Regions from separate parts of the Mus musculus genome. Here region 1 is linked to region 2. A link is a contact called in ENCODE Hi-C or POLR2A ChIA-PET data. All regions are on one chromosome and are shown on one strand. Each heading gives the region's core, a stretch centred on a gene start or an enhancer-like site at or near the end of the contact. The rest is flanking DNA. Distances are from core to core; before and after follow the strand shown.

What was found. A loop is a pair of places that touch in the nucleus more often than their neighbours do. ChIA-PET counts read pairs that join two places held with the same protein, here RNA polymerase II (POLR2A).
Region 1: a loop to region 2 is called in a map of mouse trophoblast stem cell, with 2.0 times the contacts of the local background. The contact joins the promoter of 9030616G12Rik here to the promoter of Itga7 in region 2. A Hi-C loop is called at or near these places in 6 of 37 maps with a recorded cell type or tissue (Patski, left cerebral cortex and mouse trophoblast stem cell). POLR2A ChIA-PET finds 5 or more read pairs at or near these places in 2 of 5 experiments (Patski and embryonic stem cell).

What each region holds. Positions count from the first base shown.
Region 1 is chr10:128,969,705-128,972,508 of GRCm38, forward strand. 9030616G12Rik (RIKEN cDNA 9030616G12 gene) reads left to right here and starts at 1,493. Exons shown (of 2, transcript NR_152816.1): 1 at 1,493-1,623.
Region 2 is chr10:128,932,505-128,935,708 of GRCm38, forward strand. Itga7 (integrin alpha 7) reads left to right here and starts at 1,309. Exons shown (of 25, transcript NM_001330160.1): 1 at 1,309-1,690. The coding sequence starts at 1,485. It overlaps Gm46186 (a long non-coding RNA gene), which reads right to left. Exons shown (of 3, transcript XR_001779675.2): 3 at 2,446-3,204.

The sequences.
Region 1 (2,804 bases), core at 243-2,742, 37 kb after region 2:
AGGAGTAAGTGAAGCCATGCAATATTTTTATTTTTTATTTTTTTTCCAAGACAGGGTTTCTCTGTGTAGACCTGGCTATCCTGGAACTTGCTCTCTGTAGATTCAGAGATTCACCTGACTTTGCCTCCCAAGTGCTGAGATTAAGACCACTTCTTGGCTTTTTGTTTGTTTGTTTGTTTTTGAGACAAGGTCTCTCTACATAGCCTTGGTTGTCCTGAGATATACAATGTAGACAGGCTAGTTTCAAACCTGCCTGCCTCTGCCTCCTAAGTGCTGGGATTAAAGGCATTTGGCACCATGTCCAGCTAATATTTTTATATTTATGCCCAGTTACACATTTTTCTCAGCATGATGTATTCTAATTTCTTCCCTGTTGTGTCAAATGTGGGTGGATAATGTCTTACTGTGTATTCATATTGCAGTTTCGTTATCCACTGTTTGGTTGTTGGACACTTGTTTTCATTGCATGACTAATGCTGCCATGAAGGTAGAAGAAAGGAGGTCTTTATGTGGAGCCCTCTCCTTTAGGTAGTACCTGGAAGTTAAACTCCTAGATCTTGTAGTTCAGTTTTTAATTTCTTTAGGCAATGCCACCCCAGTTCCGCAGTGGCTGCATTCCCATGTTGGGTTATTTCTCTTCCAGAGCACCAGGGGACTAGAAAAGAAATGTGATAAGAATACGGAGGTGGAGTAAGACAAGAAGCCCTTATCTAAAATGTTCAAAAAAGTTTCCCAGAACTCTAGAAATGAACCAAAGATATAACAATCCACCAAGTGATTCACCTGCCTGTCTCCTAGAGAAATGGCTGACTGTCATAGGAGCCATGAGCGTGGTGGTATTTAATGAGCCTTATTTTTACCCTTTCCCACTTCCAGCCTTGAAACCGGAGACCCACTATAATGGGTCTGCAGTAAGCTGCAGGTGATAAGCAGGCTTCATGCTTCTTAAAGACCCTGTATGCAAATAAATGGGACAGCCTCAGACAGTTGGTGCTAATTTTAAAGTTGCAGTTGCCTTGTGGTGCTATTCATTTAAGCAAAAGACAGATTGGCTAAAATTAATGAAGTAAATCTAAGGGATGTCCAGAGGGGTGTTTCAGCAGCCCTTACTCAGGGGTCTCCTGGCAGCACACTTACTCTCACCTCTTGGTTCACCTTGAGGCTCTGTCTGCTCAAGCAGGAACTAAAATCTAGGTTAGAGGGCTTGCTTGCTGAAGGCAATAGGCACAGCACCCTCAGCAAAGGTGGGGCACCTAACAGGAAGGTAAAGGTCTCCAGGGAAACCTCTGTTTTGTTATTTGACTGTGTAGCTAGCCAGAGACTTCAGAGGTCATACCTGCTAAAGTATAAAGATTTCAAAATCAGTTCAGGAAAGATACTGGCAACAAATATAGCAGCAGCTGCAGCCACAAAAACAAACAGCAACACCAAATCCTGTCTCCAGAACTGTCAGAGACATTATTTAACTCGCCCAGTTTCCAGTGAGAAACTTAAAGAGATACAAAGAAACAGACCAGTGTAGATCACAACAGATGCTTGTCAGAGAGGCATGCTTCCCTCACAGAAATCCAAATGACTTAAGTTACTAGAAAGATATCACCTGGGAATTCTTATTTCTGTAAGGTAAGTAGTGATGTCTCCTCCTTCCTTCCTGATTTTAGTAACCCAACTATTTTTCTTGTTTTTATCTATTTGTTTAGTTTTGGTCAGTTTAGCTATAGCTTAGTTAATTTTATTATCTTTTCAAAGAAGAACCCTTTTGTTGATTTTCTGTTTCTATTGTTTCATTTATTTAAGTTTAAATCTCTTTCTCTCTCTCTTCCTTCCTTCCTTCCTTCCTTCCTTCCTTCCTTCCTTCCTTCCTTCCTTCCTTCCTTCCTTTCTTTCTTTCTTTCTTTCTTTCTTTCTTTCTTTCTTTCTTTCTTTCTTTCTTTCTTTCTTTCTTTCTTTCTTTCTTTCTTTCTGGATAGACTAAGCCTCTACCTCTGATCATTTAAAAGTGTTCTTAAACTAGGTGTAGTGGTGGTGCATGTATGTCCATCATCCCTCCACACAGGAGGCAGAGGCAGAGGCAGGGGCAGGGGCAGGGGCAGGGGCAGGGGCAGGGGCAGGGGCAGGGGCAGGGGCAGGGGCAGGGGCAGGGGCAGGGGCAAAGGCAGGAGATTGGCTACAAGTTCAAGGACAGCCTGGGTTTATAGTGAGTTCCTGGCCAACCAGAGCTACATACTGAGACTTTGTCACAAAATACCAAAAAAAAAAAAAAAAAAAAGGGGGGGGGGACCAACCAACCAAAAACCAACAACAATAAAGTTCTTTAACTGTAGTAATAACTTCTTTCTTCTTAAAAAAAGATTTATTTATTTATTTATTTATTTATTTACTTATATGAGTGCTCTGTCTGTCTGTATGCCTGCATACAGAAGAGGGCATTAGATACCATTATAGACAGTTGTGAGATGCCATGTGGTTGCTGAGATTTGAACTCAGGACCTCTGGAAGAGCAGTCTTAACTATTGAGCCATTTCTCCAGTGCTGTGGTAATAATTTCATCTTACTGTTTTTGCTTACTAGTACAGGCACTTAATCAGAGACCCCTAAATATATTAAGTAAAACCCAACAGAGTTGAAGAGACAAATAGGCAATCTAACAAAATTAGTTGGAGATTTCTAAATCTGCCTCCCCTCTTTGAGATAGTGTCTTTTGCACCCCAGACTAACTTTAACCTTGCTATGTGGCCAAGGATAACTTTGAATTTCTGATCCTCCTGCCTTTATGTTTCTGGAACTGGGAATACTGGCATGTA
Region 2 (3,204 bases), core at 59-2,558:
ATTCTCCATCTCTTCTCTTGGCCTCATTTCTTGATTAGAGTTATAAATAGCAAAGAGATGGAAAAAAATGTCCCTCCCTTTGCTTCTACACCAGAGTGGGGGAAGGGAAGTGAAGTTGGGTAGGCCCTTGGGTCTCTGTGGAGAACTCTTTATTTTATTTTTTTGAGGCAGGGTCTGGGTATTGGAGATCATCCAACTCCTATCTGAAGTAGCCCAAAACTCTGCATTCCCCTTTCTGTTGATTCATTCAGAGACCAATTCACTATGTAGCTTTGTAGGCTGGGCTGACTTCAGCCTTGTTCACTGCTGAGATTGCAGGTCTGGGTCTTCAAGCCTGGCTTCCCATCCCCCTCTTAGGTTTTGAGACAGGGCTGCACTCTGTAGCTCTGACTGGCCTGGAACTCTCCCTGTAGACCAAGTTGCTTTCGAGATGACAGAGATCTTCCTGGCTCTGCCTATTGAGTGCTGGGAATATAAGCGCGTCCTACCACACCCAGCTTGCCATCCTTTTTTTGTTGCGTTGGAAATGACCAGTCTCTGGAAGGACCTGATAGCAGGATCTTTGTCTCTTAGGTCCAGTGTCTTTCATTTTTGCCCCCTTTTAGCTCTCTCTTCCCTCTCCACAGTTTAACTTGCATTTCTTATTTTACTCTTTTTCTTTTTCCTTCACTGCAGACTTTGAGCTAAACTTGACCTTCCTCCTGTTCTTCATTCCCTTCTTTCCATTTGCTCCAGTCTCCACCCCTGCTGAGTGTTTTCTGTCTGTGCCTTTACTTCTTTCTGGTCCTCTGAATGCTGACGTTGTGACTTGCTAATACTGCCTTCGTTATTTGTGGGCTGTATGGCATGAGGAGCGGTTTGATTCTTACAGCCTACGAGGTGTGCTGTGAGTCTCCAGGGGAGGCGAAGTCAGTAAAGGACCACTCTAGATCAGGGCCCAGGAACTTTCCGGTCCTCTGTTTTTATCAGCATATCTGTCTTCTCAGCCTCATCTCAATTCTCTGTGATTCTTCTTTTTACTGTACTCTTTCTCTCCGCATTTCTGGGCTCAACCTCCACTTTTTGGGGGGAAGGGTGGGTGAAGGAATGAGTGCACAGTGCAAAGGTGGGGCGGCAGGGCGCAAGGCAATGGGTGCGGCGGGTGCTAGACCTGAGCCGCGGGTCTGGGCATCCCCGGACCCTGGGTCTTGCGCCTGAGTCTATCTGCTGCTGGGGGCATGGGGCGGGAAGGGGCGGGGTCTGGGGCGGTGTCCCAGAGAGGAGGCGGAGCCGGAGCCGGAGCCGGTGCTCCCAAGGCGTGCAGTAGTTGTACTTAGCTGGTCCTGGGGCAGCAGCGGGAAGGGACTGAAGAGGGGTGCTGAGGTGAAAGATTGGAAGACCCGGAAAGATCAGCTAGATTTCGGAAACCAGAAACACCCTCGGGGAGACCTGGGGCTCCCGGCGCGCGACGATTTCCTCGCACTAGCTGGGAGAGCGTTGATCCCATGGCCAGGATTCCGAGGTGCGATTTTCTCCGGCCCCCCGGAATCTACTATCTTATTACTTCCTTGCTCGCTGGACTGTTCTTACCACCGGCTATCGCCTTCAATCTGGATGTGATGGGTGCCATACGCAAGGAGGGAGAACCCGGCAGCCTATTCGGCTTTTCGGTGGCCCTGCACCGACAATTACAGCCCCGACCCCAGAGCTGGTGAGTCACCGTACCCGCCCAGAGTCCCCAGGCTCAAGCTTTGGGCTACCTTTCTCCCAACTCCTCACCTATCCATCTCTCAGGTTTTCAACCGTACTCTGCCCACAGGCATCTCACACTTGAAGCCTTGCCTCGTATTGTCCAGGTCCTCAGACTCAGAGTCTTGCCTTGGGGGATGAGTTAAAGAGCAACATTCTTGCCAGAGACCCTCTTCCTTCTGCCTCTCCCTTCCGTTTGCATTCTTGCTCCAGCCTTGCATCTCTGGCTCCTTTTCTACCTCAGAGGGGTGAACTGCTCCAGGAAGGGAGGGTGAGCATTCTGCCTCTGCATAGGATGGACCGAGTGGGCAAGGGCAGAGTGGATGAGGGTGCCATGGGAGGCAAAGAGGAGAGAAAACAGAAATAGCTACTGTCAAAGCATCACCATGAGATAGCGTGAGGACTGCAGGGCATGGAGGCCAGGAGTGGTGTGGCTTAACACAGCAGGGAGACTAGAGGAAGAGCTGAGAAGGCCTGACAGTCTTCAGTGATGGTCACAGACGGTGGCAGAGACTGTCTGAAAAATAGAGACTGTCTGAGCAGTAGCAAGAAATGGTGGCAGCTGTCACCACCATCGCCAGAGACAGCAGCAGCAGCAGCAGCAGCAGCAGCAGCAGCAGCAGCAGCAGCAGCAGCAGGAGGATACAGTAAAGATACCACGCTGCTTCTGTTCCTCCTCAGGAAATTTCTAACTCCAGAAATCTCAGCAGTAGGGAGAGACAAGGAAGCCCGAGGCTGAGGAATAATTGACATTTTTTTCAGGACCCCTGGTAGCTAGACACATTTGCAGTGTTTCCAAATCCTTGGTTCTTACTACATGTGACAGGAGGTGAGACCAGGAAGAAAGCTTCCCACCCCCGCCCGCCAAAGGGCTTTCTCACCCATGGCCAATGCACAAGCCACATTTAAGTGTCCATTACTGGGATCGATGCTGTCCTCGGGGACTGTCTTTTCCTTGGTCTGGGGGCAGGAGACAGAGATGAGAGTTTATTTCTCACTCACTGGAGGTGGGGGTAGCCTTAATCTTTCTTCTTCCATTATTCCTGTCATCTGGGAGAAGGGTCTGCTCTCTAAACCTTTGGGAAAGATAGGAAACTGATGTCTCTAGCCAGTAGCAGGCTTCCTCTCCGTCTCTTCCTCTCTCCCCCCTCTTCCCCCCATCTGTTAGAGTTCCAGGCCTGGAGGCCTTTTTAGGACATGCCGAACTCTCTGAGTTATTTCCAGGCAAATTCTAGGTTATTTTTAATAGCATGGTCTCTTGTCATTTTCCCCTTCTCTAAAGGTGGCCCCTAATTCTGTCTCCCAGGGCCAAGTTAGGGGTAGTCCCAGAGGGGCCTGACTGTCTGGCCTCATTGCGCTCCAGCAGGGGGCATTCTGCTGACTGGGGGCACAGAGAAGCTGCCACCTTGTTTGGTCTCTCTCTCCTGTAGCCTCTTGAGCACTGATAGGAAGACTCATTTGTTTTCATTCTAACTT